Regions from separate parts of the Homo sapiens genome. Here region 1 is linked to region 2. A link is an interaction called in ENCODE POLR2A ChIA-PET data of the cell type or tissue named here. Cell type or tissue: A673. All regions are shown on one strand. Each heading gives the region's core, and the rest is flanking DNA. Links, peaks and the distances in the headings are about the cores only. Region 1 overlaps LOC105373456 (a long non-coding RNA gene). Region 2 overlaps LOC105373454 (a long non-coding RNA gene).

Region 1 (16,080 bases), core at 4,796-12,795, 73 kb before region 2:
TTAGATCTGAAAGAAACAGAATTTAGAAGGAATTAACTCATACTTCCTGCTTTCAATCTTATCCATCAGATAAGTCAGATCTATCCCAAGGGGAAGAAGTGAGTAGAGGCAGGGAGGGCAAAAAAGACTAGCGGGGGGTCCCTGTGGCCAGAAGACGGAAACATAAAGCATAGAGTACATAGGCTTCCACAAGACTGGCAACAAGCAGCTCATGTCTTAAAGATACTTTGATCTTTCGATCAGGTAACTGCGCTTCCAGAAATAAATCCAAAGAAAATACCCAGTGATTCAAACAATTATGTACCAATATCCTCATTTTAACATTAGAACAGGAAAATACAAAACAAAACAAAAAGGAAAAAGAATATTATATCTTTATTAAAATGTTTCATAAATGCTTTTAATGAAATAAAATGGATACATGTTGTCATGATAAATTTCTAAAGGCAATAAAATTACATTATGACATAATCCCAACCTATTTTTAAAAGTTTTTCCACAAAAAAAACAGATAAAAAACATTATAGGCTTATTTTTAAAATATTATTATGTATTTTCTAAATGTTCTATAAAAAACATATATCATTTATATAATCAGGAAATAGTTTTATTTATCAAATTCCCCAGCTTACCCAATCTACTATGTTTATTATGTATATTAGTTTAATAAAATAAAGAATTTCATATTTAGGCATCAGTCTTCAATCATGCATTAAATAAAAACAAATGTTCTAAACATGTATAGCAAATTACCATATAGATAACAAATATCTATGTCTATATGAATATTCTCATTTTTCCACAATATAAAAGATAAAATACATATTTTTATTCTATTGATGCAATTCTCCTAAAAAAGAGGACAAATAACTAATATATCTATTGATTTCAGTGAACGTAATTAGTAATCAAATTATTGCCTTTGAACAACACAGCAATATCAACTTTTAATTATTCATGATTAGGGTTGCCAGATAAAATAAAGTATGTCCAATCACATTTGAATTTCAGATAATCAATATTTTTAAAATTATAAATGTGTCCTTTGCAATTTTTTAGAAGATCTATGTAATATTTGGAACATATTTGTACTAAGAAATTATCCATTTTTTATCTGAAGTACCAAATTTAACTGGCTATCATGTATTTTTATTTACTCAATCTAGCAACCCTATTCGTGATGTCATTTTTAAAAGCCACATTCTCTGCTCTGAATATCCATCACTCTAGTTCCAGCAGGGGCTAGAACAACTGAATTTACCAGAAACCAGTTCATCAAGCTAAGACTAGAGCTTTCTAATTCAGAGGGAAACACTCCCAGGGAGGACACTTAAAGAGATGCCAGGCTTGTAAAATTAGCTGTATATGCTCCATGTTAATTGCCTTTGCAGGCCTCTTCCTGTCCCTATCCTTGTTGCACAGTCCCAAATAAAACAAGAGCAGCAGGGAATCTAAGCGCCCTCATTTCCAAAGCAATCCTAATGAAATATGTGGGAGCCCAGAAATCCTCTCCCACTCTGAGAGCAGACCCAGCTGTATGGCTGCACAGTGAATAAAATGGAAAAGAGTTGAAGAGACTCTAGGAATATGACTTTCCAGCAAAAGGAAACCAGCAGAAACAAGATCTTTAGATAGAGACATTCTTTGCAGTGAGAAATAAGGAAAATAGGAGGTGAGTGGCATCCAGGAGGTAGCCAGATTATGCAGAAGGTGGCAAGCCCATTTTCACTCCAAGTATGAGGATCATTCATTGAAGGGCTGAGGGATGAGAAATGACATAGCATCATTTATATTTTACAAGGATCACTCTGGTTGCTACACGAGGAAGAGAATAAGTGATGGAGAGCAAGCTGAATTAAGAATTAGTGAGAGCATATAGGGTAGTTATTACATTAAGCTTAACTAAGAGATAATGGTGGACTAAAGTAAGAAAATAGCAATAGAGAAAAGACAGTATTGGTGGGATTCTGGATATATTCCAAAAGTAGAGTTGACATAACTAGTGGATGAATTTATGTGAAAGAAATCAGGTGGGGAGGCTGACTTCAAGGTTTTTGACTTGACAGACTGGGTGAATAGAAGTGTCACTTACTGAAATAAGGAATATTGGAGAAGATGCTGATTTGGAGGTAGAGATGGTGCTAGATATCAAAAAAAGTCTATTTTCAGTTTGTTCAATTGGGGATGCCAATTCAACATTCATGTGTAAATATTGTATAGGAAGTTGGGTTTCTGAGTCTGGAGTTAAAGAGCGAGTTCGGGTCTGAAGAAGTATCGATGACATTTAGAGCCAGTGCCATATATGCACACAAGGAATGACTATAGAAAGAGAGAAGTTGGTGGACAGATTATTGCATCTTTCAAAGCCACAGATGAGGTAGAGGGTTATGGATAGAAGATGCAACAAGAACAGCCAGTGATTTAGGGGGGAACCAAGAGCAAGTGGCCAGCAAGCCAAGCAAAGAAAAGTGACTCAAAGAAGAAGTGAACATCTGTGTCAAATGCTGCTATTAGGTAGAATAAGATGGGGGCCAAGGTTGACCAAAACTGTCCCAGTAGAAATGTCCCCTCTTAAAGTCTGAAGATATTTCAACAAACCTCTTCTGAGTTGTACTATGTGTCAAGCACCACACTAGGAACCAAGGACAGAGATCAGTGAGACATATCTCACTATAAAACTCCAGCAAGGTGGTTTCATAGTCTAGCAGAAAAACTGACAAGTAAATAGGAGCATGCTTGGCTCCTGCTGTTCAGTCACAAAAAGAGCTTAAGAGTCAAACTGATTAATTATACATCAAGTTCACCCTGCAACTGTCCTGCTTGCACAAAGTGAGGATGAGCACCATTGTCCAACAGTCTGAAATCAATGCCAATTAAATGCAAAACAAAAATAGGAATCATTCTCTCTGCATTCTAATTTTTGCAATTTAAATAGCCTTTACTTTCAAAAACTATTTGTGTATATACACACATACATACGTAAACACAAATATATGTATATGTTGCATTTCTTTGCAAAGCCGATGATACCCTTTTGTGTGTTTCTCATATTTTCTTTTAGCCCCATCTTTTGTAATACCATACCTCTATCACTTGCCTTAAGAGCCTGCGGAAAGCTTGTTTCCAGTCCTCTTCACCCAGTCCGGCCTCTCTGTTGAAATTTTCTTATCTATCTAGACTGATTGTCTCCAAACATACTGTAGCTGGAAGTTTCCATTTAACTAACTCTATAGTATACCCTAAGAAGCAGAGATCTGAAATAAATAACTCTTAGCCACTAAGAATAAGCTTCATTCTTTTTGCTTGTGTTTTTCACTGATACTGGCAAAAAAGGGCATTTTTTCCATAAAGAACAATGCTTGGAAGATCTTCAAGAAATTGAAAAGCTGTGTTTCCAACAGCAGGATTCTTGTAATGACAATTTGTAGATCAAGTCTGTTCTGCAAGAGGCTAAAAGTCTGGGCTTTCCACTGACATAGATGTCCACCTCCCTGTATTCTCCTTCCTTCATGTGAGTGCGAGGTGGAAAAGAATGTTTATCTTGGTGATCACTCTGTGCTCTAAGAGGGAAGCAACTAAACTAAGATGGTGCTGTCAAGCTACTTTCTCTTCAGAGAAATCAAAGAACTGTGCTTAAGGGGCAGGTAGTCATTTTAAGATGCATATGGTTTTGCATCTTAAAAGGACTACCTGCCTCTTAAGCACAGTACTGGGGAAGGATGTGGTCCAGAGTCAGAAACTGCAGTTGAGTCCCAGGGCTGCTACTTACTAGAATTACTCAAAGGAACCTTGGGCAAGGGTAGTGTGAATGACAGCTTCCTCATCTATAAAATTAAACCCTACCTACCTCTTAGGGCTATTGTAGGAGGATATAAATGAGATAATGTGAGTGAAATATTGCACAAACCATGTTGACCCCAATAAAAGCAAGCATTTACCACTGTGAGCTCCAGCTACAGAAAGTCAGTCTCAAGGGATCTTTCTCAAAGCATGGGCAAGAAATTATGATTTAAAAGTAATGTTTTTTCATATAAACATCTTTAGTGATATATATTTGCACCAAACAGATATGTGACTCTGAAAAAAAAATAGGACCTGGTATATTCAGTTTGTTTATTTTATACCACTCGTAAGGAATAGCAGAGTTCCTCTCCCCATAAAAGCTCTTTCTAATCAATAATACATTTAACCTCAACTTTAAAGAACGATTTAAATTAGCTTGTGATTCTCAAGTTCCTTCTTCCCGGAGAAGCTCTACAGAGTAACTTCCTAAATATTGCTTTTGTCTGGGCCAAATCAAACTGCAATGCCAGAAAGACACTACTGCACAGCTGCATTATATGACAGTGCCATCAAAACAAAATGGTGAAAACCAGAGCCATTTTTATTAATAACAGCAGAACCTAATTTCATTGGTTTTAATTTACCATTTTCATGTTTTACAATAACATTATCCAGATATAAATTGTTATGATGAGAAGCCATTCACTAGAGACCCCCCAAAAAAGTTATAACTCTGCTTTTTTAAAAAAAGACATTGCATATATCAGTGAAGGACACACTAATAAAGATTGGTCTGGAATATTTCTCTTTATGACAATTGACTTATCAGCAATAGTCACTGCAGCAGAGTTGGAAATTACATAATTGCCAGAAACTGTAGATATTTGACTTGGCAAGAACCCTAGGTTTATCTGATTTATTTTTGTAAGAATTGGGCCCCATGGATATTTAGAAATGTTTCATGAAAGAACAGTAGAATGTAAATGAAACAAGCAAAAATCCTCCTTTCAAAGGCTGCATTTAACTCCGTCGTCACTGTTGTGATAACACAAATAAACCAAAGACAAACCTTTGGTGATGGTGTTGGGCAAAAGCACTACTCTAAATTAAAACATTATGAGCTACTAACATCTGGACATTTTCTCCCTCTTCATAGTCATTCTCATCCATTTTCTGTGTGTTGTTTATCAGGGGGCAATGCAGAATGTGACACTGAGCCTCAGTACATATGCACAGTAACAAGGCCCACAAAACACACAGGGCCATATTCATGGGCTGGCATATCCTGACCTCTGTCTGCACTCTGTGAGGAGTCCGTCTATTGTTTACCAAGAGACAAGTGCTTTGCTAACCTCAAATTTTGTGCTCCTGCCTTTGTTTCTCCAGTGCCTGGCACAATGATTGATACAAAGTTCTCAATGAGCATTTTGCTATTGAATTAAAGCAAATGAAAAAGGTAGGCAGACTATGAAAAAATGAAATAACATAAAAGAAAGCAGTGAGGTAGAGTAATAAGAGACAGAACACAAAGACCTGGTTTCAAGTCCTAGTTCCAACATCAACTTGCTGCGTGACTTTAGATAACTTTTTCTTTCTAGGCCTCGGTTTCCTCATCTCATTTTACAAAAGTTCATCTTTTTTTTCTTTTTGAGACAGAGTCTCACTCTGTCACCCAGGTGGAGTGCAATGGCACGATCTCAGCTCACTGCAACCTCCGCCTCCCGGGTTCAAGCAATTCTCCTGCCTCAGCCTCCCAAGTAGCTGGGATTACAGGTGCCGGCCACCACGCCTGGCTAATTTTTTTGTATTTTTAGTAGAGATGGGGTTTCACCACATTGGCCAGGCTGGTCTTGAACTCCTGACCTCAGGTGATCTGCCTGCCTCGGCCTCCCAAAGTCCTGAGATTACAGGCATGAGTCACCATGCCCAGCCAAGTTCATTTTTCTTGATAGTATCTGAAATATTATCTATTCAATTAGCCCATATAAAGTCTGTTGTCCCCCCAGAAATGTCACACTTCCTCCCCAATACAATAAACTACATTTATATTCACCATTGCATTTACTTGATAAGTTCACTCATTTTGGTGATGTCCCTCTAGAGAATGTCACCTATTAGCTAACTTTTTGGCTGTGTTACCTCACAGCTCTGACATCATCTTATTTCTGATGTGCACCATCACATAGCAAAATGAAATTTAAGTTTTAAAGTTAAACTAGCCAGAGTTTGGATTCTAGTTCCATAATTTTCTCAGAAAGTTATTTAGCTTTTCTGAAATGTGCATCTGAAAATGAGATTACTATTTCCTTCATCACTGAGTTGTTGTAAGGCTTAAATAAGATAAATACATAATGTAGCCATCTAGCACCTAGCAGGTTCTCAATATATGTCATAGCTTATAATCTATCTGTTGCCACACAGATCCTATTGCAGAAATGCATGTATATTCCCCTTCGTTCCTATCTCACAGCTTCCCAGCCTGAGATCAGGCTTTAAAATGAGTGAGTTAAACAGATGCTAGAGACAGAGAAGGTCATTCATTTCATCAGTTAGTCACCCATCCTTCATTCCTTCAAAAACATTTATTGAGGCCTGTGATAAAGTATCAAAGTAAAAAGTACAATTAAGGGTTTCATGATGTCACAGGAGAGCCAGACATATAAAATGACAACTGAAATGTGGTGGAATATGTTTGAAAATAGAGGAACACACATGATGTTATTGGAGGAGCATCCAAACCTGTTAACAGCTGCCAATAGCTTGGCAGCTATTTCAAAACTCTCTTGTCTGCATTAATGAAAGAGCTGCGGCAATACCCAGATCTCCCTCTTGAGGCTATCTTTTAAAGCAAGATAAAAATTTAATAAAACATTGACTTCCTTCATAGAAATATATGAGCGGGATTTTAATTGAATAATTATTTCAGACACCTATGTATATACAAGAACTACATTAAAAAGTTCTTTTAATGAAAATATATAGAACTTGTAGGCTTTTCATTACCATAAAAATGTTCTTGAACACAAATATTTCAGATAGCCACAAGATCTTCACAGTATATTCAAAGTAAATGCAAACACAGAAAAGTTGGGTTGGAATTGAAGGTACCAATATAAACCCATAGTATTTAATGTCATAGACAGGCAGGTAGATAAAGAGGTATGGGAATAAGTGTGTGTGTGTGTGTGTGTGTGTGTGTGTGTGTATGTGTGTGTGTAAACCAGAGTTCCATCCACTGACAGGGCCTAGAAGCAAAAAGAACACTTAACACCTACATATCGACTTCTAAATACTATTGTTCACCAAAAAAACTAGAGCTGTGAAGAAATGGCTAATTCGAGGATGTGAGAGAAAAAGTACAAGACAAGTTTGGAAAATTTTGTTATTCTAGAAAGTAAAAAAGTGCTGAAAGAAACATGGGGACATTTCAAAAGCAAGGGAACCCACTTGACAGGGTCTCCAATGGCCAAATCTGGGACAATTTGAGCATCTGCATAAATCACAAACTATACCTACTGAATAAATAAGAACCTATGAGTCCATACTTACAGAAATGAGTAAATGTGAGAGAATAGGAAGTACTTTACTGAAATAGAATACCATCTAATTAACATAAAAGGAATAATGGAGCTAGGAAATCATCAATGGAAGCTAAAACTACTGATGAAAGTTTGGTCAGGATTTACACATTTCATCACAATTGCATATTACTTACACAGGGACAATTAGTAACTGAGAAACTTGGAGGGCACAAATTCAACCAAGTCACCAAATAATATTAGGACAACTTGACATTACCATCCGGAACGACACAACATCACTTCAGTGGCATTCCTGCCCCAAATCCATAACCTGAATCCAATAATAAGGAATTGTCAGAAAACCCCAAAGGAGGGACATACTACATAATATTTTGCTTATAATTTCCAAAAAGTCAAGGTCGGCTGGACACGGTGGCTCATACCTATAATTTCAGCACTTTGGGAGGCCGAGGTGGGCTGATCGGCTAAGCTCAGGAGTTCGAGAAAACATGGTGAAAATCCTCATCTTTACAAAAAATACAAAAATTAGCTGGACGTGGTGGCACATGCCTGTAGTCTCAGCTACTCGGGAGGCTGAGGTGGGAGGATCACCTGTGCCTGAAAGGTCAAGGCTGCAGTGAGCCATGATTGTGCCACTGCACTCCAGCATGGGCTACAGAGCGAGACTCTGTCTCAAAAAAAGAAAAAAAAAATCAAGGCTGAAGAAATATACCAGTGATAGAAGACTAAAGAGATGAAAACTAAATGCAACGTGTGATTCTGGATTTGATCCTAAACAGGGAAAATAATAACTTTAAAGAACCTTATATTGAAGCAGTTACCAAATGTGAATATAGACCATAGATTTGAGAATAATATTACATCAATGTTAATTTTCAAGTTTGTGATAGCTACACTATGGTTATGTAAGAGAGCATCCTTGTTTAATAAATGCACACTGAACTATTTATGAATAAAAGGGCACATTGACTACAATTTGTTCACAAACTAGAAAAAACATCTATGTAAGAGGAAGAAAGAAAAAAAGAGACAGAGAAATTGAGTGGAATAAAATATAAACAATTGGCAAATCTGAGTTAAACAAATCTAAGAATTCCTTTTTATAATTTAATTTCAAATTATCCTAAAATTCAACCCTGTATTATTTATTTATTAAATGAACATAATTCCTGTTGTCAGTTAATGGTCTAGTAGAGAGAAAGATATTTAAACAAACACATGAAACATCTTATCAGTAGAGATTTTTACTCTCAGCACAGTTGTGGCCTGAAATAAGAAGTGATTACCTCCGTTTGGGGAAGTCAGTGCACCTGGTGTTGAAGTTTGTATCAGAAGCGAGAAGGGCAGGAACTAGACAGTGAGCAGGATGAGGGTGCAGATACAAGAAACATTACAGAAGATAAATCAGCAAAACTCAGTGACCAAATGAACAGTTTCATGGTGGAGCCAGGAGAGGCTTTGCATGCCTCTCCAGTCCTGCTCAGGTAACAGAGCTCACTGGAATAAGAAACAGAGGACAAAGAAAAAATTTTGGAGGTAGATAATAAGTCCAGTTTTGGACATGTCAAGTTGTAGGTATTCCTGGGTCATCAGGGCAGCACTCATACCTATATTTACTTAGAATATCCTCTGCCAAGCTCTAAAGGGGACTAATCAATTACTGAATGTGTTTTGGCTGAAAGTTGGAAAAATTCAAATAGGCATAGTCTCATTAGAGCCCAGGGTTGATGGAGATAGATAGGATTGGGAGTCTCATTTTATGGTCCTAGAAAGTGCCTCCTCAAACCCTTGTCTACCCTATGACACAGAAAGTCTTTCTAATTGGGAACACATGATTTTTTACTCATTCTTTTATTCATTCAGGAAACATTTTGTTGAAACACTGTATTAAACACTGGGGATGCAGAGATGAATAATGCATAGGCTCTGTCCTTGAAAGGCGTTCACAGATTAGTGGAAAAGAAAAACATAAGAACAAGTAATTATAACTTGGCAGGCCTGGGGCTTAGGACAGAGAATGCACAGGGTGCCAAGGAAGGGCCCATGGTAAGACGCTAGACATGCAATGCAGCTGTGTGTCTGATTTTTACTGGTATTAAGGAAGTCAAGCCAAAAGATGCTAGAGAGAAACAGGATGTGACAGGGAGGAAAATGCAGCAATCTGTGATTAATTTGGGATCTTTCCTGAACTAGTGATTGGGAGGATGGTGGTCCTGGCCACAGAAACAGAAACATAGGAGTAAAAGCAAGCTTTTTAAAATTTTACTGGACAGGAAGAAGTGGGAAGCCAAAGGAACTAAGTGGAAAAGAAAACAAAGGTCATCGATGCCAAAGCCAAACGTTAAAAAACTGAAAAATGTCACTAGAGTGAATTCTATCCGTTTTCATCACCAAAAATACAGAATCCAAGCTGGTCCAGACTTGGGACTCTACTCTGAGCTGTGCTGCACTGAGGACATTGCTGACCTACATTTTGCAACAATATCGGGGTTTGGGGGACCTCTAGGAACAAGCTGCTCACTCCTCAAATATAATAGCAAACACACATATTTTCTCACCACTGATGGGGCTTTTGCCAGGAAATCACACAGACCCAAAATAAAAAACAGGCCAAAGGAAAACAAACAGACAAGACACACAGTCTGTCACCCATGGGGCACTGGGGTTCAGGGCAGGGCCCTCCCTAGGTGGTCACAGGGTCCAGATAAAACCCTACCCAGAGTGCCTGAAATATGTTTATGCAGGTGAACCGGGAGGCAGGGAACCTGGGAAGACGATGGTTACTGAGTGCCTGTCCTATGCCAGGCATTGTGCTTGATCCTTCACATTCCTCATTTCCTTTCTCTCTATGAAGTCACTATTATTATCATTCCTATTTTACAAATGAGGAAATGGGCTGTGAGGCTAAGCAACTCTCAGAGACACATAGGAAGTGGCAGCACTAATATGAAAAGCCACATCTGCAGAGTATGAAGATGTTTCTTTTCTTGGCAACATGTTGCCTGTCTCAAGGAGGTGAGCATGCCACTTGGGAGCTCCTGGTGCCTGAAAGCTCCTACAAGGACCACCCCCACACAAGAAATCCCTTGGTAACAATGCAGGCAAGGTGTGATTAACTGTGTGTACGTGCAGATGCCTTGAGCCTATTTGTTTGATTATTTTTCTTTCTTAAAAGCTACCTAATAGAGAAAGTCTCCTCATCCCCTCAGTCCCTTTCAGATCATAGGTTCTCCTAGCAAACTGATAAACTCCTGAAGAACCTAGGCCAGAAGTTATTTTCCTGCGTTGTTCTACTTAAGGCCTGGCCCTGGACAGCAGAAGCATTAGGACATCATACAGAACCAGTCAACACAAAGACAGCTTCTGTGAGATCCAAGACATGATCGCCTAAACACACCACGATTCCAGGTGCAGCAGCTTAAGTGCCTATGTAAGTCCTACTTAGCACCTGTTCATCTGGCTGGCGTGGAGCAGGAAACTGGATTATTTTCCCACTTTTGGATGAGGCATAGCACACTGATTAATGATGTGAGGGAGAATGAACCAAAGACAGGAGTTCTGCACACAAATGTCTTTCAGGAAAGCTATCACAGGCATGGGGAAAGAAAGGTGAGCATTGTAAGGAGGGGGTGGCAGACAGCATTTGGTTGATTAGGGTTTGGTTAATGCTGGTGAGTGTCGAACATTCCAATTCATGGCTATTACTAATGGGAGAAAGGGGTTATTTGTTAATTTTACTTACTAAAGTGAGTGTTGAAGGCAGGATGGAGGGGAAAAGGTGAACATGCACCATTTTGGCTAAGCCTAATAAAACGTGGAAAAAATTCCTCATGATTTTCTTAAAAAGAGGAAGACATCGATTGTGCACTGGCACCAAGCTCCCTTACCTTTATGAGGAAGTGGTCATCAATTTCCACTTAGCCTGCCCAGTTTTCAAGTCCTTTGGCCATCTTCCAAGTGACCTATTTCTTCGTTCATCATGCAGATTTTTGGTGGGATGTGTTATAAAGAACTTCCTGTGAACTTCCTAAGTGCTTTTCTTTGCATGACCACATTCGCGTTTCACAAAAAAATTGTAAGATGTGCATAGGCATTTAATTCCTATTTTACAGATGAGAAGATTGAACTTCAGAGCCCTAATCTATGCAAGTAAGTGGAACTTTTATTTTTCAAGACCTTATATTTTATAGAGCATCTTTACATTTGAGACTACCTTCCCCAGGATATTTTTAAAAATTCTTTTCTTAAAGTACAAGTGCTTTTTACTTTTTAAAAATTTTTTCCCAATCCATCAAAGGCGTTCTATCTAGTGTCCATGGACAGAGTTCTCTGGTGCTCTGACTCCATAGTGACCCTTGAATCATGTGGATGGTCAAGATGGACTGATTCAAGAACTATGAACTTCAAAGAAAACTTTTTTATTCGCTGATGACTTCTGAGAGACATGCTCACCTCTCTGGATAAGGTTCCCGGAACTTGTATTTTTCAGCTTTGACCTACATGAATGGAATGTTGATGTAACTGCCATCTGGGAAGAGGCCAGTAGATACACACTGACCTCTAGTCGATATTTTGGACAAGGGATTTTCACTTACCAGCATTTGGCAAGAGTATTCTGCATATGCACCATGAGCAGGGCCAAGCTCATGAGAAGCTGCTCCTTTATCATGATCTGAGACCTGTAGAGACTTTTAGAGTGATAGGGTTTGGCTGTGTCCCCATCCAAATTTCATGTTGAACTGTAGCTCCCACAATTCCCACGTCTTGTGGGAGGGACCCGGTGGGAGATAACTGAATCATGGAGGTGGTTTCCACATACTGTTCTCCTGGTAATGAATAAGTCTCACAAGATGTGATAGTTTTATAAAGCGCTTCCCCTTTCACTTGGCTTTCATTCTCTCTTGCCTGCCACCATGTAAGAAGTGCCTTTTGCCTTCTGCCATGATTGTGAGGCCTCCCCAGCCACATGGAACAGTGAGTCCATTAAGCCTCTTTTTCTTTGTAAATTGCCCAGTCTTGGGACTGTCTCATCAGCAGCATGAAAATAGGCTAATACATAGAGATACAGTCTCATTGGATGAAGCTCATACTTAGAAACTATAATGACTTTACTTATCCAATTTTTTGACTATCCAATTAATTACATAGGATTCCAGATTGGCCTATTGTTAAGATAGGTATAAAAGACCAGGCCACTGTAGAAGAGAAAGTATGATTAAACAACTGTCACTTCACAACTTCAGGCAAGTTGTTTCACTCTACACTGCTTGGTGATTAAAAAGTACTAAACAGTATAAAATGCAATGTGTCTAGCATGTACTCAAAAGTATTATTTCTTATTGTCCTTATTTTCTTAACATGAAGATTTCAAGCCACCCCATGGAAGCAGCATTCCAAGAAGATAGCCTTGGAAAGCACTGCAAGCCTTGGGAGCCCTGGGCTCAAGGACTCACATAATGTTATTTTCTCTGCATTATATTAGTTAAAGCATATCACAAGACAGAGCCAAATTCAAAAGATGGGAAATAGAATCCAGCTCCCAATGGGAACAGCTTCAAATTATTGTTCATGACTCAACTCACCATAGACCCTAACCACAAACCAGTACTTTGGGTCAAGCACATTATATGTGCTACCCATTTATTTCTTCCTAAAAACCCTCCAACTAGGTATAACACCCATTTCATAGACATAAAATAAAAAGATTTATTGAAGTTAAGTAACTAGCCTGATGTTAAGCAAGTGATCAGTAACAGAGTTGGTTTTAAAACTCAAATTTATTTGACCCCAAAACCAATACTGTTACTTTAGTATATGTAGAGACCAACCATGAAATACACTTCCATTTCTACAGAAAAGAACTAAGAAAGATATACCACTTTATCCTTGTGCTTACTTTTAGGACTATCCCAATGAAGACATCTTGAGTTTGTAAACTTTCTCTGAGGTGTCCATGTGCTCCTACATCTGTTCCATGCCCACATCAACAATCACAGACCTCAGAAAGGTGCAGGAGAAAGTACATAACTCCTCCAAAAATATCCACACACGCACATCCAGGGGACTTAGTGACAGGCTCTAACACATCCATACATGTTACATTTCCTAGTCTATACTTTTAAAAACAGAATATATCTTCAAATCAAGTGCCCATACTAGCCCCAGATAGTCCATATGCACTGAAACAGATAATGGTGGTCACCAATTTGCAAGCCTGGGTTTTATTTATTTAGTTCCCTATTTTGAGGATTCACTTAGGCAAAGTCAATTAAATGAGTGTGGAGGACAAAATTCTAAGATGATCCCTCCAAAGACCCTCACCTTTGTATAATTCCCTGCCCTGGGAATATGATGGGGCATCACTCCCATGATTATGTTATACATGGCAAGAAAGATTTTGTAGATATAATTGAGCTTACTCATTAGTTGGTTTTGAGTTAATAAAAAAGAGATTATCCCAGTGGGCATAACCTAATTATCTGAGCCCTTTAAAAGGAATTTTTTTCTGACGGATAGGATTCAGCACAAGGAAGATTCTCCACTAATGGGATGGAGGGGGCCATAGAGCAAGGGCCTGAGAGTGGCCTCTAGGAGCTGAGGGTGATTCCCTGGTTGACATCCAGCAACTTGGACTTCCGTCCTACAACTAGAAGAAACTGAATTCTGCCAACAACCCAGATGAGACTGGAAGTAGATTCTTCCCCAGAGCCTCCAGGTAACAGCTCAACATGGCTGACACCTTGATTTTACCTTTAACAGATTCTAAGCAAAGAACCCAGGTGAGCTTCCCCAGACTTTTAACCTAACAGAACTGTGTGATAACAAATGCACATTATTTTAAGCCAGTAAGTTAGTAGTAATTTGTTACATGGCCATGCAAAATTAATACAGCAAGCTGATCTAAGTGACAGGTGGAGATGATAAGAAAATGTGACCCTTTCCCCTTCTCCACAGCCTTTCTGTGAGCCTCAGGAATTATGCACCTATGCTGACTAATGTTAGGCCTGATATTTCCAAAACTATCCACCCCGTGACCTAGACTGAGTCCAGTGCTAATCACGTTAAATTTTCTAAGACAGTCTTGATTTGAAATATCACATTAGCCCACATATTATTAAAATCTGAAAGTGTAGTTACTGCTGCCATGGAGTATCTAGTTATTGGTTATAGGATCACAGCAATGATTTTTTTCAAAATTTTATATTCATAATTCACTAAAATATAATGATAACACCTATCTATTATTGTCAGGCACCTTATTATACTGTTAATAACCCTCACAGCCTGTATGAGAAGTAGATGTAACTTTTCCAATTTTGATGGCAACAAAACTGAAGTCTGGATGGAGTAAGTGATCCAAACATACAGACTAGCTAAGGTAAGATTTAAACCTAGGTCAGTCCTGCTCCAAAGTTCAGAACTCTACTGGGTAGTGATGCATTGATCTGTAAAATGGGTTATGAAGAAAGTAAATTAATGATTACTCAGGGCTGGGCAGGGGATGGGAAGATAGGGGTTGTATCTAGAAGATACTGAATTTATTTTGGGGATGTTGAAAATATGCTACAATTCATCTGTGTTTATAGTTGCATGACTACAAATATTTTAAGAACCATTGAATTGTACACTTTAAATGGGTGACTCGTATGGTGTGTTGATTATATCTCAATAAACCAGGATTTTTTTAAGGCAGTGAAAGTGTTTTGTTGGGGAAATCTAGATATATGAGGCTTGCAAAGGAGGCAAGGAATGGGAGAAAGACTCGGTCATGGAGTCTTGGATATCATACTAATTTGTTTCTTGGGGGAAAAAAGGGTTCTCCAGAAAGGGTTTTAAATAAGGGAGTGAAAGAATCTATTAGTGTTTTAGAAAGATCTCTTTAGTGGCTATATAACGATGGATTTAAGAAGGACACAATAGTACAGTTGAGGAGATTGGTGAGGAGACTCTTGCATAGCTCACTGGAAAAGATGAAGACTTGGCAAAAGCTAATGGAATGCAAGGGTGCCTGGTGTTTGAGAGACACTGCTGAGAAAAAAGACATGCAACTTGTAAGAACCTCAGATAAGGGAGAGAAAGGAATGTAAGACTGGGGTTTCTACCTTGGGAGTTCAGCTTCTTGAGCAGGTGCTGCCTCCCCTTTGTGGAATCTGGGAAACTGGACCCAAGGCAATGTGGGGAGAGGGAGGAAAGAAGGTAGGTACCTTAGAAATTCTACTGAGAGCCTAGGGCTCAGCCCTCCAGTCAAACACAAATGATACTGATACCTGGGTCTTACATTCAGAGATTCTAATTAAACTTGTCTGTGATTGTGACCTGGAAAGATCCGAGGCACTGGGATTTTTAAAAGCTCTCAGGTAATTGTAATGTGCAGCCAAGGATGTGAACCTACAACTTGGACAGTTCCTTTCCAGCTGAGGCAGTCAGAAAAGGACACAGATGTTGCTGGTGAACTGCTTACAGTCCAACCAATCAGACAGGGCCCTATTGAAAAAAGGTGAGGCTTTGTCTTGAGCATTGGAGTCTGACAGGCCCATTCTAGAGACTGTTTCACTAATGATAGTCTTTACTACAAGAAATAATATTTAAGATGGTAGAGGATTATTTGATGTTGTTCACATGAAGTCGATGGACCAGCTAGAGCTTACCTGTGAGTATGAAGAATTCCTAATTATTCTGGCTTAGTGATTATCAAAGTGTGGTGCTCAGTCCAGCAGTATCAGCTTTATCTGGGAACATGTTACACATTTAGGTT
Region 2 (16,080 bases), core at 3,918-11,917:
AGGCAGAGGTTGCAGTGAACTGAGATTGCGCCACTGCACTCCAGCCTGGGCAACAGAGCGAGACTCTGTCTCAAATAAAAAAAAAAAATGACTGATTTTTTTTCCCCATCAAAGTACTCACAGTCTAGCAGATGTAGATAAACATACACATGCACAAAAAAGCTATAATGCAAAATGGTAGAGTCTATGGTAAACAGCTCAAAGTATAACTAAACTTGGTTCTTGGGAAGCTTTGGATAAGCATGTAATGTTGAGTTGGCCTGTGAAGCACGGGATCCTTGTGGGAGAAGGGGAAGAGATGTGTTGCAGGCTGTAGAAAAACATATGAGGAGGCACAGAGACGTGGCCTTGGTGTGGCAGGAGACTGAAGACGACAGAGGACCCTGGAGAGATGGATGAAATCAATATCGCAAAAGGTCTGAAGGGCATGTGGAGGAATGTAAAGGGGACCTAGACTTTTAGACAGTAGGGCAGATCAGAGCTTTCTTAGCATATGAATGGCACAGTTGGCACTGATTTCAGATAGATTACAATCACAAGGATAGGGTATATTAAAGTGGGGACGGTGGTGACAGACCAGCTAGTTAGGAGATTGGTACTCTGATCTAAGAAAGAGCTAGTCAGGGTTTCTGCCAGCCTCACAAAAATTGAGAGAAGTGATAGCTACTCTAGGAGAAGAATTGACAGCTCAGGAAATTTACCAGATGTGGGAAGTCAGTAAGAGAGTAGAGGCTAGAAAGATTTTAAATGGGATTAAAATAACAAAACTGATTCTTGGCCTTTGGCACGTAGGCATCCCCTTGGCACCTGGCCCACCCTGAAACAGGGCAGAAGAAACTCCAATAACCTCAGCCTTCTCTGGAAGACTTAATTTTCCCAGACCAGTCTGAGGAGAGACTAGAAAGTGACCACTGGTGCCAAAGGAAGGATCTATCTAGGCCTGAGGCAGCACAATGATTTCTCTTCATTCACTCATCTTGTTAATCCTTTCTTAATCAAACATTTATTAAGCAGCTTCCATCTGACCTCAAGTAACTTGGTGGAGGAAGTAGGAAAGTAGATTTTGTGGGATGAATTTTGTCCCTCTAAATTCATATGTTGAATCCCTAACCCTCACCTTAGAATGTGACTGCATTTGGAAATAAAGCCTTTAAAGAGGTAAATAAGTTAAAATGAAGCCATTAGGGTGGGCCCTCATGTAATCTGACTCATGTCTTTCTAAGAAAAGGACATTTAGACACACACAGAGATACCAGGGATGCACACAAAGAGGAAAGGCCAAGTGAAGACAGGGTGAAGCCGTGGAGAGAAGCCTCGGAAGGAACCGTCACTGTCGACACCTTGATCTTGGACTTCCAGCCTCTGGAACCATGAGAAAATACATTTCTATTAAGCCCCCCAGACTGTGCTATTTTGTTATGGCATTTCTAGCAAATGAACACAATGGATGACTACAATTTGTAGTGATGAATTTGATACAGTTGAAACCTGGTACAATGGGGCACAAAGGGAATCGTGATCAATTCAGCCCATGAGATCTAGGGGAGCAAGAAGTCCTCAAATGAGGTTCTGAAGGATGAGCAGGAATTTGCCAAGCAAAAATTGAAGGATGCCATCCTAGGCAGAGGAATTTCTGCTTTTGGCTCCGCAGTTTGTCGCTCCATATTAGTCCTGTCCATTCCCAGGGTCTGTTTGCCTCAGCTCTCTTCCAGCTAGACCCTATTTTCAAAAAGAGCACGAGCTCTGTTCTTTCTCGAGGCAACTCTCTGCTTTGCCTGATGCTGCTTGGCTACATCCCGAGCAAGCTGCCTTCAAGAGTTTGTAAAATCACTGCTGACAGCCACAGCCCACATGGCCCTGCCAGCACAGGCTCCTCCAAATGGCCCTTCATCCAGAGAGCATTGACCTAGTCTCATGGATTGGCCCTGCTTGAAACGCATGCCTTTTTGTGCACCACCATGACCAGGGAAATGGTGGTGTTCCCTGATTGCCAGGGCAGCCGGGGTGACCATAGCAACTCTGTGATTGCTGCTATCAGAACCACATGAAATGGGTTTAGGAAAGAGGAGCTCTCTTATCAAATGTAGAAGGAATACCAGGTAGACAAAAGCAGCAGCCGTTCATTGCAGTATTATTTTTACTGCCATTTAGAGAAGAGAAAACGGAGGCTTGGAGAAGAAGTGGCTTGTGAGCATTAAACATTCATTCATTAATTCAGCCATAAGTTATTAAGCACGTACTATATGTTAAGCACCATGCTAGGTCCTTGGAATCTATTAATGACTGAAACAAACAAACACTTCTAGTTTTATGTAGATTGAACTAGAGGGGAAAGTGGCATCCAAAAAAAATAAAATTTACAAATCAATTAATTGTATACCAAGAAGGTGATCAGGGAAAAAAATCAGGGAAGGAAAAGGGGTGCAGACAGAGATAGTAATAATTTCACAGGGTGAGTCTCATTAAGAAGTTTATATGTAGGCAGAGACATAAAGGAGGTGAACCCATTGGTTAGGCCAAGGAAGAAGCAATACAAGGGCCATCAAGTAGGAGCTGCGTCTGGCATTGTTGGAGGACAAGTAGCCAGGAGGACAATGTGGCTAGAGAAAAGTGAACAAGGTTAGCATATGAGTCAGGGTGATTGGAGCTTAACAGTTTTCACCTTAGGTGGCTTGGGTTTCTACTAAGAACTTAAAAGGACCTCAGGCCAGTGCTTCCAAGGACGTAGGCTGCCATTAAGGGAAGTGGGGAGCCATCGCAGGATTTTGAGCAGATCAGTACTTTGATCTGATTCAGAAGGATCACTCTGACTGCAGGGGTGAGAATGGACTTCTCCGTATTTTCAGTAGGAGAAGAAAGCACACAGCTTAAATCCAGCCCTGGCTTTCTCTGACTCCAGAATCTCAGCACTTATCCTGTGGTGTACAGGGAGGGCCTGGAGCCCTTGAGTGTGGAAACTTTTAGACAGCGAGACCCTGAGGACTTAGCAAGGCCTGTGTCCTGATAACCCCCATCTTCCTACCTCCAACCAGGTAGAGGGCATTTCCTAACCAGTATTTCATACCTAGAGAATCTTTCGAAAAGTCTCCTTGCCGACCCCCATCTCTGTGTCAATGAAGAGATTTTATGGGCTTGTTTAAGAACCCCATTTGCTTTTTATACAGATTTTTTTTCCCAGTCTCTTTTATACCCAAGTGATATTTTTAAATTAATTTCATTGAAAAAGATATAATTATGAAGCTTGCTTATATAAACTGTACATGCAAAGATTCTCCAAGCCTCTCCTTCAATGTAGAGCTCTTTTGTGGGCAAATGAAGCCTCCTTCTGGATTATATTTCTACGTCCAGGTTTGCATAATTATTATTGCTAAAAATGTATCCCTTTTCTTCAGGCCTAGCTCTCTAACCTTAGCAGGCAGGATGCTCCCAGAATTGGGCCGGCCCTCTGCAGAGGCCTGGATCTGAGGGAGGAGAGGTGGGCCAGGCAGAGGTAAGCAGGGAGAAGAAGGGCATCCCAGCTCTCTGAGGACTGACTGACCATTAGCGTTACCTTGGCTGAGTGGGGCTGAGCAGGGTATCTTCCTCTCTTCTGACACTGCATCACCAGCACCCTGTGAGGGAAGCTCAGGACCTCTGGAGTTGGGAGATACTTGGTGTGTGCGTAAAAGCAAAGGCTCTAGAGCCAGAGACCTGGGTTCCAGTCTCAATTCTTCCTTCACTAGCTGTGGGTCACCAGGCCAAGTGACTTAATCTCTCTAAACTTAACTCGTCAGTGTGCAATATGACTATATATGGGATAACATGTATAAACACTCAATGTGGGGCTTAGCACGGAGTAAGAACTCTGAATATTCACCATGTCAATATTCATTTAGATGCAAAAGATCTGAACTCAAGCCCACCCCTGTCCTTATAAAGCCCACCCCAGTCCTTTATAAACCTGGGCAAGTTACTCCCTCTTCTGAGTCATTTATGAAATGGAGTTAATGATTCCTGACTATCTTCCAGCATTATTTTGGAGTCTGTATGACATCATAAATGTGGAAGTACCTTGCACATTCTTATCGTTACAAAGCAAATAATCTCAAGGGCTTTGGACTTTCAGAAGCTTCTGATCTGGATAAACTGACAAAAAAAATATGCTTCACAGACTTGGCACAGTTATTTATAGCCTGGATCCCCTAAGCTGTAAAGTATTTCCTATGGGGGAGCATGCAACAGGACCCCTTGTTTTGGTTTTACTAATGAAACGGGTTTCATATGTTACCTGAGACCTGTAAGAACCACCTGAAACATCCTTGCCATCTACTGCCACTGCACTGCCAACATTTAGGATACGCTTACCCACTGCCATGTAGTTCAGGGGCAAGGGTGGGAAGAATTGAATAGCAGATGGGCAGAAGGCAGTAGAGTGAAAGTGAACGTCGGTACCAAAGAGACCTCCAAGGGAGTCGATGTCAGACAAGCACATGTAAAATCCCCTTCAGGTAGCTGGTGTTGCACAAGGGTGGAAAGAAATACAAAACCATAACCATAATGAAAATAGCTAAGGTTTTCAGAGGAAGGAGAACTCACTGGGGTCCGTATGAAAAGCCTTCCTGGAGAAAATCAGAACCGAGAGCAGCTGGAGTACTGGGAAAATAGAAGAGAACAGCAGGAAGGTACTAAAATCCGAGGCCATCTCTATCCTTTGGTTTTTTAGGACTAAGGGACGAGACTACTCTGGTGCTTTCAAGATAGCCCATCTGAAGGAGCCACTCCTGAGATTTAAAACTGCAAGAATGCTTTGGTCAGACCTGTGATCCAATGGGCTTCAGTGGGGGTTTGCAGGAGGCAGGACTTGTTGTCAGCCTTAATTTTGGTAAAAACACCCACTGCCCAACTCTTCGGCAATGAGTAGGAGAACAGCCCCTAACATTTATGAGCCCTTACCATGTGCCCTTAACACTTGTGTTAGTTGCAGGTTCTCCTTCATTTACAATGGGGTTATACTCGGATAAAACCATCATAAATTGAAAACATCCTAAGTCAAAAATGCTTATTTTCCACCAAATATTTTCGCTGTACAATGGTTTTGTCAGGACATAACTCCATCAATGTGTATCACTTTCGCACCACAGTAAAGTAAAAAAAAAAAAAAAAAAAAAAAAAAAGTAAGTGGAATTACTGTTAAGTCAGGAATCATCTGTAATTTCAGATTCACAGGAATGACATGATAAGGTCCTATTATTGTATTAATTATTTACTGCTATATAATGAATTACCACAAATTTTAGTGACTTAAAATAACACACATCTATTATCTCAAAGTTTCTGTGGGTCAGGAATCCAGGTATGTCTTGCCTGATTCCTTCAGCTCCAGGTCTCTCACACAGCTGCAATCAAGATATCAGCCAGCTCACAGTCACCTCATTTCAACTAGGGTAGGGTTCATTTCCAAGCACACTCAGTGGCTATTGGTAGGTCTTAGTTCCTTGCTGGCTGTTGGGCAGAGGATATCCTTGTTTCTTGCCATATAGACCTCTCAATATGGCAGCTTGCTTCCACATAAAGAGCAAGGAAGGGAGACAGCAAGATGGATTTAAATTGATTTCAGAGTCTTTTAAAACCTTATCTCACAAGTGACATCCTGTCACTTATGTGATATTCTCATTAATTACAAGGAAGTTACTAGGTCCACTCCATGAAGGGAATTGCACAAGAGTATGAATACCAAGAGGCTGGGATCTTTGGGGGGACACCTTAGAGGCCTTTCTACCATAAATATGATCTCCATTTTACACAAGAAGAAATGGAAGCTCAGAGAGTTTGGAGAACTTGCTTTAGGGTCTCATAGCTAATAAACTGGAAGGAGGATATGAATGTGGGTAACCTGAATCCAGAGTGCCAATGCCTTTCATCAGGATGCCCTCCAAATAGCATGAACTGTGCTGTGTGGAAGAAAGGCTTTCTTCTTCAGCTATTACCACTGCTGGGGGGGCTTGAGTTAAACCCAATTTATTGTGCCAGAGAATAATCTGTACATCTTGCCTGCCACAACTCAGATTCAGATAGCAATAATTGTGGCCCTGCTGGAGCACAGAGTAAAGCACTCATTAGAGAAAATCTTGGCCTTTGGAGGATGGAGACATAGAAAAAAAAAAAAAAAAACACTGAGTGCCTAGCTGGTGCCACCTCAGGGTCTTGGACTTTCATCCATGTGGGGAAGCATTATCCCCTTATTTTCATGGGGCTCTCTCTTCTCATTCAAGCTTCTGCTTCAGGTTTTTCTGTAACCTCTCCAACCTAAAACATCTGACATACCCATCCCTCTCTATTTTATTTTTTTGTTTTATTTTTATAGCATTTCTTCTGATTTGATGTCATTTTACTAATTTTGTGTTAAACTGATGATGCTCGGTCTTCTTGCACTGGAACATAAGCCTCACGGAAATCAGACCTAGTCTGTTTTATTTACCCTTATGCCCCTAGAACTGCATGCAGAAGGCTCTCAATGGATACTTGTGGATTGATTTGCCACATATATAGCAGACTAAGGGTTAATTGGTATTTAGGTTGTATAAATAATACATTCATAAGGAAGAGACAAATATCCAATGGAAAATCAACCAGAGATGTGAACAGGCATTTCCAGAAAAGGAATCCCGAAATGCAATGAGCTGGAGAGCCCCATTAGTAATCAGAAAAAGAAGATATAAATTTATTTCCAATTGACTAGCAAAAATTAAATGGTTTCACAACCAAGAATTATCAAAGCTAGTGATAAACACAAACACTCACATACTACTGGTGAAAATGTAAAGTGGTTCATCTACTTTAGAAAGCAATTTGGCAATATATAATTACATTAAAAATTAGCAGCCTGTATGGTCTGCAATTCCTCTTCCAGATGTATATTTTAGAGGAATTCTCAAAGATGTGTACAAGAAGACATGTGCAAGAATATTCATTACAGCATTGTTTTTAACAGTGAAAAGTTGGAAAACATTCAAACGTCCACCTATAAATAAATACAATGTACTATATATATAAATTATATTCAGCTGTTAAAAATAATGACCCAAACTATAATACAAATCTCAAAAACATGTTGACGTCCACTTCTGGTTCTGATGCAGTAGCTGTAGCAAACCACTGTTCTAGCTGAGAACAGTAAGAAAAACATTAAAAAAAAATTAATTGTCTTGAAGGCAGCAGAGAGCTGCTGAGGCAGCCAGGAGGTTAAGCTGCGTGCACAATTTTCTGAACTCCACTTTGATGCCTGCATTGGCTAATTCTTTGTGCAGGGGCCTGGGAAGCCTGGCAGAGGACAGTTGCTGAGAAATCTTAAGGCACTGAGCAGAGAAACATTGGAGTCTGCAACTGCCAAGGCACCTAGGACTCCAGGGGCCACAATGCCAGGGTGACTGTAGACTCAGGGAAATGACGCAATAGTCGATGGGCATCTAATTATAGAGATATCTGTAGCATGGTATTATTGGGAGAACTAATTAAAATGAATATGCCCAATGTGATGTCTTCTTGGCAGTGACTTTCCCTGCAGGAGGCAAGGTGGCATGATGAATGAGCCAAGGATGTCAGGATGGTGCATCTTTAAGAGATGCATCGCTGGGTAAATCCTATGTGAAATTGTCTAGAAGTAAAAGTTGTGAGTTTAAATCCCAATTCTAATCTTTCTTTTTTTGTTCCATTTCCTCCCCACAACTTCTATGTTACTTTGTATATTGTACCATATGGTAGAAAGTTGGAGGAATTTAAAAAGAGTCTGTAAAGTGCTCAAAATTGGAAATTACTTAAGTTTTCAAAATGCATAAAATTAATGAGAATTGCATAATAATCAATAGTGCTGAATTCATTTTAAGCTTTGTTTTCACTACTGCCCCATGGCAACGGTCTCTTTGTTAGCACGCACAAATCTGTCACCAGCCCATTCTGTTGTTTACCAAAAGGAGTTGGCAGGGGGTCATTTTTGTCACTACTCAGTGTTCTTATAATTAAATTTTTTTCTATATCTTATATCAATGTCACCCAAGGGTGCATTAAGTAGTGGAAATAGTGCTTTTGCTGAAAAACATTTCTGAGAATAAAAACATTAGGAAACAGGATTAGATGTGATAAAATACTATGATGAGGACCAAATATCTGCCAGGATAACTCGAGCAGTTGATTTAGGAAAACACTACAGATAACCTCATTGAACATGAAAAGCTCTATTAAACAGACATCTCTAAATTTTCAGAAAATCCTTATTGGCATATCCTATATTTATTGTTATAAAAGTAAGTTCAAAAGCAAAAACAAAAAAGTTACACTTTCTAATGGTACTTACAGATTTACAAGTCTCAAAAGTGAAATCTATCCTTCTTTACATTTGTGCCTGTAAGAAAATTAGCTTTGAATTATTCAAATGTGTAATTATGTGAAGTTTCCAGCAATGAATCATTTGTGTAGAAAGGGACTGTCTTGCACTGACCTCCACAGAAGCTCTCGTAGGCCATAGTTCTCTGTGGATGGCCCGTCTTCCTACCTAAAGACATCCTGAGAGCAGCATCCAACTCCCCCAGCCTGTGCCCTCCCAGCGCAGGGGCCAGGGAGGTTTCCCACAATCCTCTCTCCCCTAGGGCAGTTGTTGGGGGTCTGTGGGGCCAGGATTGCTCCCATACCTCCCAGAAACCTCACCCTGGGCCTAGGGGACAGGCCTAAGATTGCAGGGCTTCTGATGAGACTAATACAATGGGCTGGCTAAACCCTGAATAGTTAAAGTCTAGGAACTCGGTAAGGCGGTGAAAGCTCGGTGCAAATGACGGCTGCCTTCCAAGTCTTGATAATTTCAATACGTTTCTCAAACTTTGCAGAGAAGTCCGGCCTCTAGCCAGACTCTCACGATAACCCAAGGCAGCATCACCCTTGGATGTGCCTTTGCCTGGAGTCTCAGTCCCCAGAGCATGTGAAGCAGGTTGAAGGGTGGCAGACAGCATGGCCTAAATGCCACTAGGAGCAGGGGGCTTCAGCATCCCCGTCACAGCCTGTTTAACAAGTTCTCACTTTGGGCCTCAATTTCCTTACATGCAAAATGAAGCTTGCATTAGATTATTTCTGAAATTCCACCTTTTTTTTAATGGGCGTATGAAAATAAAAAGAAATTGACTATCCACCATCTCCCCCCAAAAAATTTGAACATAAATTTTACAACACACCAAACCCACAATAACCTTTCCTTCCCTTAGTGCTGATCCCTGCTACCTTGAGTTTAACAATGCTCAGAGACCTTTCCTGTGCTTTCTGTTTTATGATTTGAATATGACAGAGTCCAGAGGAAAGGAAGAAAATGTCTCCCTCTTCTCAGGACTATCCTTCTGTCTCCACCTCTCCAGCTGTGAAATGAGAATAACAATCACTACCATAAGGAAATACTTATCTCCAAGGGATATGGGGAAAGTTCATGAGATAATGGCGCCTGTAGCTGCCAGAGGAGGAGGAAGGGGAGCAGGAGTCCCTGACACCACCCCAAGGGGTGGTAGCTCTTTAAGGGTCACAGGGAATCGCTCCAGGGGCCCAGGTGGGAGCAAGATGGGAGTGTCAGGAGCGTAGATTTGCAGCTTGGTCTTATTATTACTATTGTTATTATTATTATTTTTTAACTTGCTGGGTTTTGGTTCCTTGCCTTTCCTTCTCCTGCTGGAAGATTCCGGAGTTAGAGACCCCAGGAACTCCTGTCTTGACATTCCCTTTTTCAGTACTTCTATTCCTGTCTTTGGGAACACTGTCAATATCCTGGCAAACCATTTGACATTTTTCCCCAGCAAAGCTGTTTCTGAGTCTGCATTCAAAGAGCAGACTTTCTTAAAATTAGAATTTGGTCCTGCTGCCCTTCAGCAATTTGAGGTATCCAATCCAGGGTTGAGACAGGCCAGTTTTATTTTTAGGTGTGGATAGTGCCTTGCTGTTCCCCACAGAGAATCTGAATCTTTTTGGCCTGTGGCCACACACTTATCCTCAAGGCCTCACCATGGCTGGGCTGTGTCAGCTCACACCTGAATCATTGCCTTAGCTGCTACCCAGTACCCTCCAATCTCTCGGTGCTTCATCCATCCCTCTGGGTGCCCTTCCGGCCCCAATACTTTTATCAGCAGCCTTCAGCACCTCCCTAGTCAAAGAATCAACTCACAGCTACCTATGCCACATCTGTCTGGGATTTTCAAATACAACACTTTGCTTTTTCATCCTGATGAGCTTTTGAGGGCGGTAGGCAGTCTTATTATTGTTTCAATCTTAAAAATTAGAAAAATGGGGTATAGAGAGTAGTTTGCCCCAACTCAGTGTTACAGATGGAAAGCCAGAGAGGAACCCTAGGACGACTGGATGGAAATATAGGGCTCTGTGTATGCTTGATGGGCTTTCTTCCTTTCTTGGTGATTTTCGGCCTTCACTGAGCATTAGAATCACATATAGAGGACTGAAAAATAATAATTGTTCCAACTCATTCCCCCAAATCCTGTCTGATTCAGCAGGTCTGGGGACTGGTATAGGCATTTTCAAAATGGTGAGACTGTGGTTCTTCCTAAATTGAAAACCACTATCCTCTCAAGTAAAGACCTAATCGTCTTTTCTAGCCTTACCTCCCATGTTATCCTTATCCAGATACCAACCTTGGGTCAGGCCAGGCTGGTAAATTCATTGTGTCCTGGATTTCTCTTGCTCTATCTGGCCTGTGCTCCTTTGTTTCTATGAGATCCTCTGCCTAGAATGTTCTTCCCAGTCCTCTATCCCTACCCAAGAATTCTCCTGCCAGGGTTCAATTCAATCCTGCCTTTTCCAGGAAGGCTGCCATGAATCTCCACGGCCATGGGGATTCGCCCTTCATGGAATCCTTAGTTTACTCATAGCCAGGAGGAATTATTTTGGCATTTATCATTTATTGCCTTATGTTGCTACAGATCTGTTTCATGGGTTACTCTTATCTCTGCAGAGGGACTGCAAGAGTCACAGAGAGTGTGAGAGAAGGCAGAAAGAATGAATAGAGGATTCAGAGTCAAGAGTCTTGGGTCTGACCCCTGACCCAGCCAACTATTGGTGACATGACCCCGAGCTGATCATGGTTTCCTTACTGTTATTTTTGCTATCATTTGTTCACTTTGTCTTAGAGTTTTAGTGGTCTTCATTCCAAAAAGAAAATAATGTAGGAAACCAACAATTTCAAGATTCTGTATCAAAAAGCACCTAGCAGCATTCCTGTAATCTCAGAAGCTCTCAGTATCTTGCAGGTCTCAATCTGAGACCTAAATCCAAGCCTTCTGTCCAATTCTGTTCTAATTATACCATACTAATGTGAAGACTTGGATTTTCTGAAAAAAACGCAACTTAAAAAATGTGATTTTTCGTCACATCCTAAATGCAAGGAAATCCCAGGTCTTCACCTGTAAATATGTGTCGAACTAAAGAATGAGCAAATGAAGCACAACTGGAGTTCTACAGGAAACACGCGAAGAGGAAAAAGAGAAGGAATGATCACACCTGACAAGGAAGGTCTGAAACGTCTTTGAAGATGTGACATTTAGCTGTTGAGGTTTTAGGACATAAATAATTTCTCTCTTCCTCTGAGGATTCAGAGTCAATTCAGTATGGGCACTAGGGCCAGAAGGAAGAAACTCAAACTATCAGTTGGTAACTCTGGATTGGAGAACAGGCCTCTTTCCCCTGCCTTTGCAGTATAAACCCTTATGAGGGCAGGGCCAGTCCCAGGCAGACGTTCTCACCCTTCCCACTACAGAGGGCATTACTCCTTCATGCCAGTCCTGCCCCCGTGGAGGGACTTGCCCTGAGCACGGGGCTTCATGACTGCCTCTAGACGGCAACCACAGGGAGAAAGTAAGTGGGAGCCAGGCAAGAAGCCCTTGATCTGCAGGCAGGAGGAGCCCTGAAGACGGAGGGATGGTGGAGCTGAGCTGGGTATGCTCAGGTTCTGATCCCAGTTACTCCTCTTCTCCTAGGAAGAGCGAGTCAAAGATGGAGTCAGGGGCTGGGAATGTTCCTCCATCTTTTCTCCTCCTAAAGAGAGTGGTGAAACTCTCGACTTTGCCTCTCCTCTCTGTGGAAATAGGAGGTACGGGTAAGCATTTCTCCCTAAAAATGGTCATGATGATAGCAGGCAGACATTTAAGGACAAAAAAGAATCAGAGGAAACTGTATGTATAAATTGTACATATGCATGCTTGATGTGTGAAAATGTGGAATATGTACATGGAAGGGGGTGCACCCTGGTGCATGAGGCCTGTGGTGCACAGAAGAAACTAGAAGAGAAGAAGGAAAAAATGATATTGCCAGATTTTGAGAGCCTCAAATTCCAGGCTTAGGAGTTTGACTTTGATCATCAGGCAGTGAAAATCTATGCCTTTTATTGGAAACATAACTCTAAAGCCTCTGCCTGCACCAGCATAGCAAGCAGAAAAACTGGCCTTAGCCACCCCCTCCACTTGACCTACTTGTGAGCAATCCTAGGTGGAGTCTCCTGGACTCCAGAATAAGATCATGCTGCACATTCACCTAAAATATATTGCAGGAATTCTGCAGCCAAATATCCTTGACATGAATACAGAAACAACAGAAATACAACAAGCAGATGACTGAGAATTGGACCCACTGGTGGGGATTTGGAGGTGGCAGAGTGCAGCCTGTGGAGTGTTTGGCCCTGAGGGTCACATCATTCTGAGGACAGGGCAGAGCTGCAGGTGAGCACTTAGTGAGGGTCAGAGGTAGCATGCAAACATGAGCTTTGGACTCATTAACTCAAGTAAGAAACAGCACTGGGGGAAATAAAGGCTGACCCATCAACAGAGGAATTATATTCAACTCTGGCGAGAACCACGCCAACAGTCCAAGCAATTTAAGAGATGTACTTAACTAGTGTGAGGAGGAGTCCTCTAATTTCTGTCTCCAAATTGGATAGCATGGACTCTTTACATTTATTCAGCACACTGCAGTGTGTGAAGCCCTTTCACATAACATTACTCATGAGTTGTCACAAACAGCTCTGTGAAGCAAGGAGAGCTAGGGGAGTACAATCCCCATTTTAGGAAACTGAAGCCATGAGTTCCATGAGGAGGTCTCAACTCAGGCCAGCTCTCCCTCTGGCTCCACTGTAACCTTGTGGTTTTATTGATGGGGGCTTTCCTTGAGGAAGAGGATGCAGGAGTTGATCTGGCTCATCAGTCTGTCCCCCTGTGGAGGTAGAGGCCTGCGCTAGAGAATATTGTTATGGTCCTTCATCCTGTAAGGTACCATCCACACGTACTATTTCCAAAGTGACTGAATTTGCTTAATCCAAAGTGGTTAAGTAGAATGACAAACAGAGATGGGGTGTTAAAATTAGGGTTAACTGACAAGATTAAGAACGTCCTATACTGCTAGATTTATTTTCCTCCTTTCCTGGTCTTTTAAATGGGCCTAAAATATATAAAAGTGGATACAGAGATACAAATTGGTAGCTCTAGGGCCAGAAGATGTTTAAACTAGTGTTTTAAAAAGCAATAGTTTGAACATCAAATTCAAGTCATGTACCTTCCAGTTTGACAAGGTTTGTACCATTCCCTATTGTCTTATATCAGACCCACTTTTATTCCTTCAGTCAGTCAACAACAACTATTTACTCTACGCCTGTTCTGAGCCGGGCGTTCCCCCATAACTACATTTTCATTACCTGCCTGGGCCCACAGACACTTGAATAACTGGTCTCCACCCTAGACCACAATCGAGGGGAGCTCATGTTTGACGAATGCTCCTTTATTCCTCTGAGCGTAACCTCCGTACCTGAAGTTTACATCACCTCGAAGCTAGGGTGTTGTAACTAATGTTCACCCTGGGTCTTCAGAGATTGGTTTTTCCAAAGACTCTGCTGCTTTTCCTTTTAAAATCCCAGAGCCAGAGGCAAATGGTAGGCATTCCTCTCCCCAGAGCCCAAATAGGTGGCTGAAACCTGGAAACTTTCAGGGACTTGCCAAAGGCCCCAAAGGTAGCAGGGAGGCCTCCCGGAACGACTGGTCCTCTTGATTCCAAGCCCAGAGGTAGATCTCCTGTCCTTGAGGGGCTTTGGTTTCAGACCCTGCCTGAGAGAACAAAAGAGACTTCAGTTGTCACATCGACACAGCCCCGAGCTGCTCTATTTTCTAACTTGGCTGGCTTTCCCCGTGTGCTGTTTCACATCAGATACCTCCTCCCCCCACTTTCCTTCAGATGATTGGTTGAAATTAAATATCCTGAAATTACATTGAAGGGGGGGGGCGCTAATACAAAATTTTAATCAAAATACAAGCTTAACAGTTCCCAGCCTTTGAAATGTGAAGCAGACACTGGGTCCGCAGGGATGCCCCGACATGTTCTCAGGTGTGAAGTTAGCCAAGGAAGGGGCCCATTCTCTGAACATGAGAATTGCAAGTAAACCAGCACATTGCAAACTCAGGATTTCCAAATGAGGCAGGGCCTTCTCTCCCTTTCCACAGCGTGCATGGGCAGGCTGGCCCAGAGGGAAGTTCTCACTGAAGACACTGGAGGAGAAAGGGTCCCTCGTGAAAGGGTCTGGGGGTTCTCCCTGCCCCACCTGGCTTTGATCCATAGGTATGCCATCCAGGGCCTGAAAGCTCAGGAAGGAAAGGACTGGATAAAGGAGCTTGCAGGGGAGGCAAAACCCCTGATATAGCAAGAGCCACTCTGATGGAATGAGGCAGACATCGGGCGCCCTCTGGTGGCACATGCCCCACCAGACAACACGGAGGCTTTCTCCCTGGATTAACTCTATAAATAGAAGGATGATTTATTAAACAGATTTGAGGCTCATTTGAAGCACTGGGCCATGATTGCTTCGGGGCTCAAATAAGGAGGTGCTTAGGACCCTGCCTCTTATGCAAACACCTGGACTCACTTAGCAAGTCACTAGCATGATCTACATTACAAGTGCATCGGACACTGTTGGCTCAGCCGTTCCCAGCCAGGAGATGCCAAATTCCTCATATATAAAAGGAGCTTTAGTAACTCAAGCAAAATAAGCACACTTTTCCCCCCACTGCCTTCCCAGAGACCTAGGCGGCAGAGTTTCTGTGAGGATACACAATACCTTGTTACAAACCATGTAATGTTTTAAAAAGTATCTATCTGACAGCCTTGGCTAAAGCCAGATCTTCTATCTCGATTACTTCAATATGTCACATCCATATCGCACCACAGCGTCCAAGCTTTCGGAGCCAAAGCCTCTCTGTCTTGTCCAACCTTCCCATCTGGAAGCAATGAGCTTAATATTCTGGCTCTCCCCCCGTAAAAGCTATGTCACAAAAAAAGTAGCAGCCTGTGAACTGCTTTAGCCCCCCAAGACACACCAGAGCTCCTCATTCTCTGCAGGCTCTGTTCAGTCACATTTTAAGGCCCTCCCCTGCTCCTCCCCTCCCTTGCTGCCCCTGTCTTCCAAACAGCCTGAGATGCTCAGCGCAGTACCAGGAGGACAGGAGTGAACTGACAATCATTTATACTTTAATCCTCCTTTACGACATTTTGAGGGATGCAGCTTAAAATATCATGGAGGCTGACAGACTCCCTCTGGAAAAATGTGTCTGCTAGAGAAGAAGCATTGCCTTACAAGGACCCTACTGTTTCTGGTGACCCATCAGAGACCCAGCTTTGAAGCCTGTCTTGTACCACGTCTCCCACTCACCTTACCTTCTCCAACACTGCCGGAAAGTTTCAGTTCATGGTGACAATGACCTTCCCTATTGCATGTGCCTTAGTCATTCATTGATTCACTTACTCATCCAATTTGGATTGACTACATGGCATGTCCCTTTCCATGTTCTCTGTTTCACTGCAATGTCAAATGAGTCCCTGGCTCCCAGGAGCCTGAGTCTGTGAGGGAGACCAACCCCACTCCAGAACCATCAGATGAGTGTTCCTCAAAGCATGTTTCATGGGTCACTGCTGCGTGGGAACCTTTTGGGTGCCTGTGAAGCGTGCCTACGTCGTGGCCCTTGCCCAGGCCTCCCAAAAGAGGATCACTGGACGCCAGGCTTAAGAATGTGCATGTTTAATAAAATTCTCCAA

What was found. Peaks named below come from ENCODE experiments on the same cell type or tissue, not always from the same donor. Only the 100,000 strongest peaks of a DNase experiment are listed, where the experiment ranks them.
Region 1: POLR2A ChIA-PET joins it to region 2 with 9 read pairs; 2 of 35 experiments call an interaction of 5 or more read pairs at or near these places.

What each region holds. Positions count from the first base shown.
Region 1 is chr2:18,592,977-18,609,056 of GRCh38, reverse strand. All of the region lies in intron 2 of LOC105373456 (a long non-coding RNA gene), which reads right to left. Among named protein-coding and RNA genes, the nearest start is that of NT5C1B-RDH14, 11 kb to the right of the region's middle. In A673, for the core only: no CTCF peak of the experiment used is centred there; a DNase peak (open chromatin) is centred at 9,286; H3K27ac peaks cover 865 bases.
Region 2 is chr2:18,519,364-18,535,443 of GRCh38, reverse strand. LOC105373454 (a long non-coding RNA gene) reads right to left here. Exons shown (of 8, transcript XR_001739302.1): 8 at 52-14,102. Among named protein-coding and RNA genes, the nearest start is that of RDH14, 33 kb to the left of the region's middle. In A673, for the core only: no CTCF peak of the experiment used is centred there; no DNase peak of the experiment used is centred there.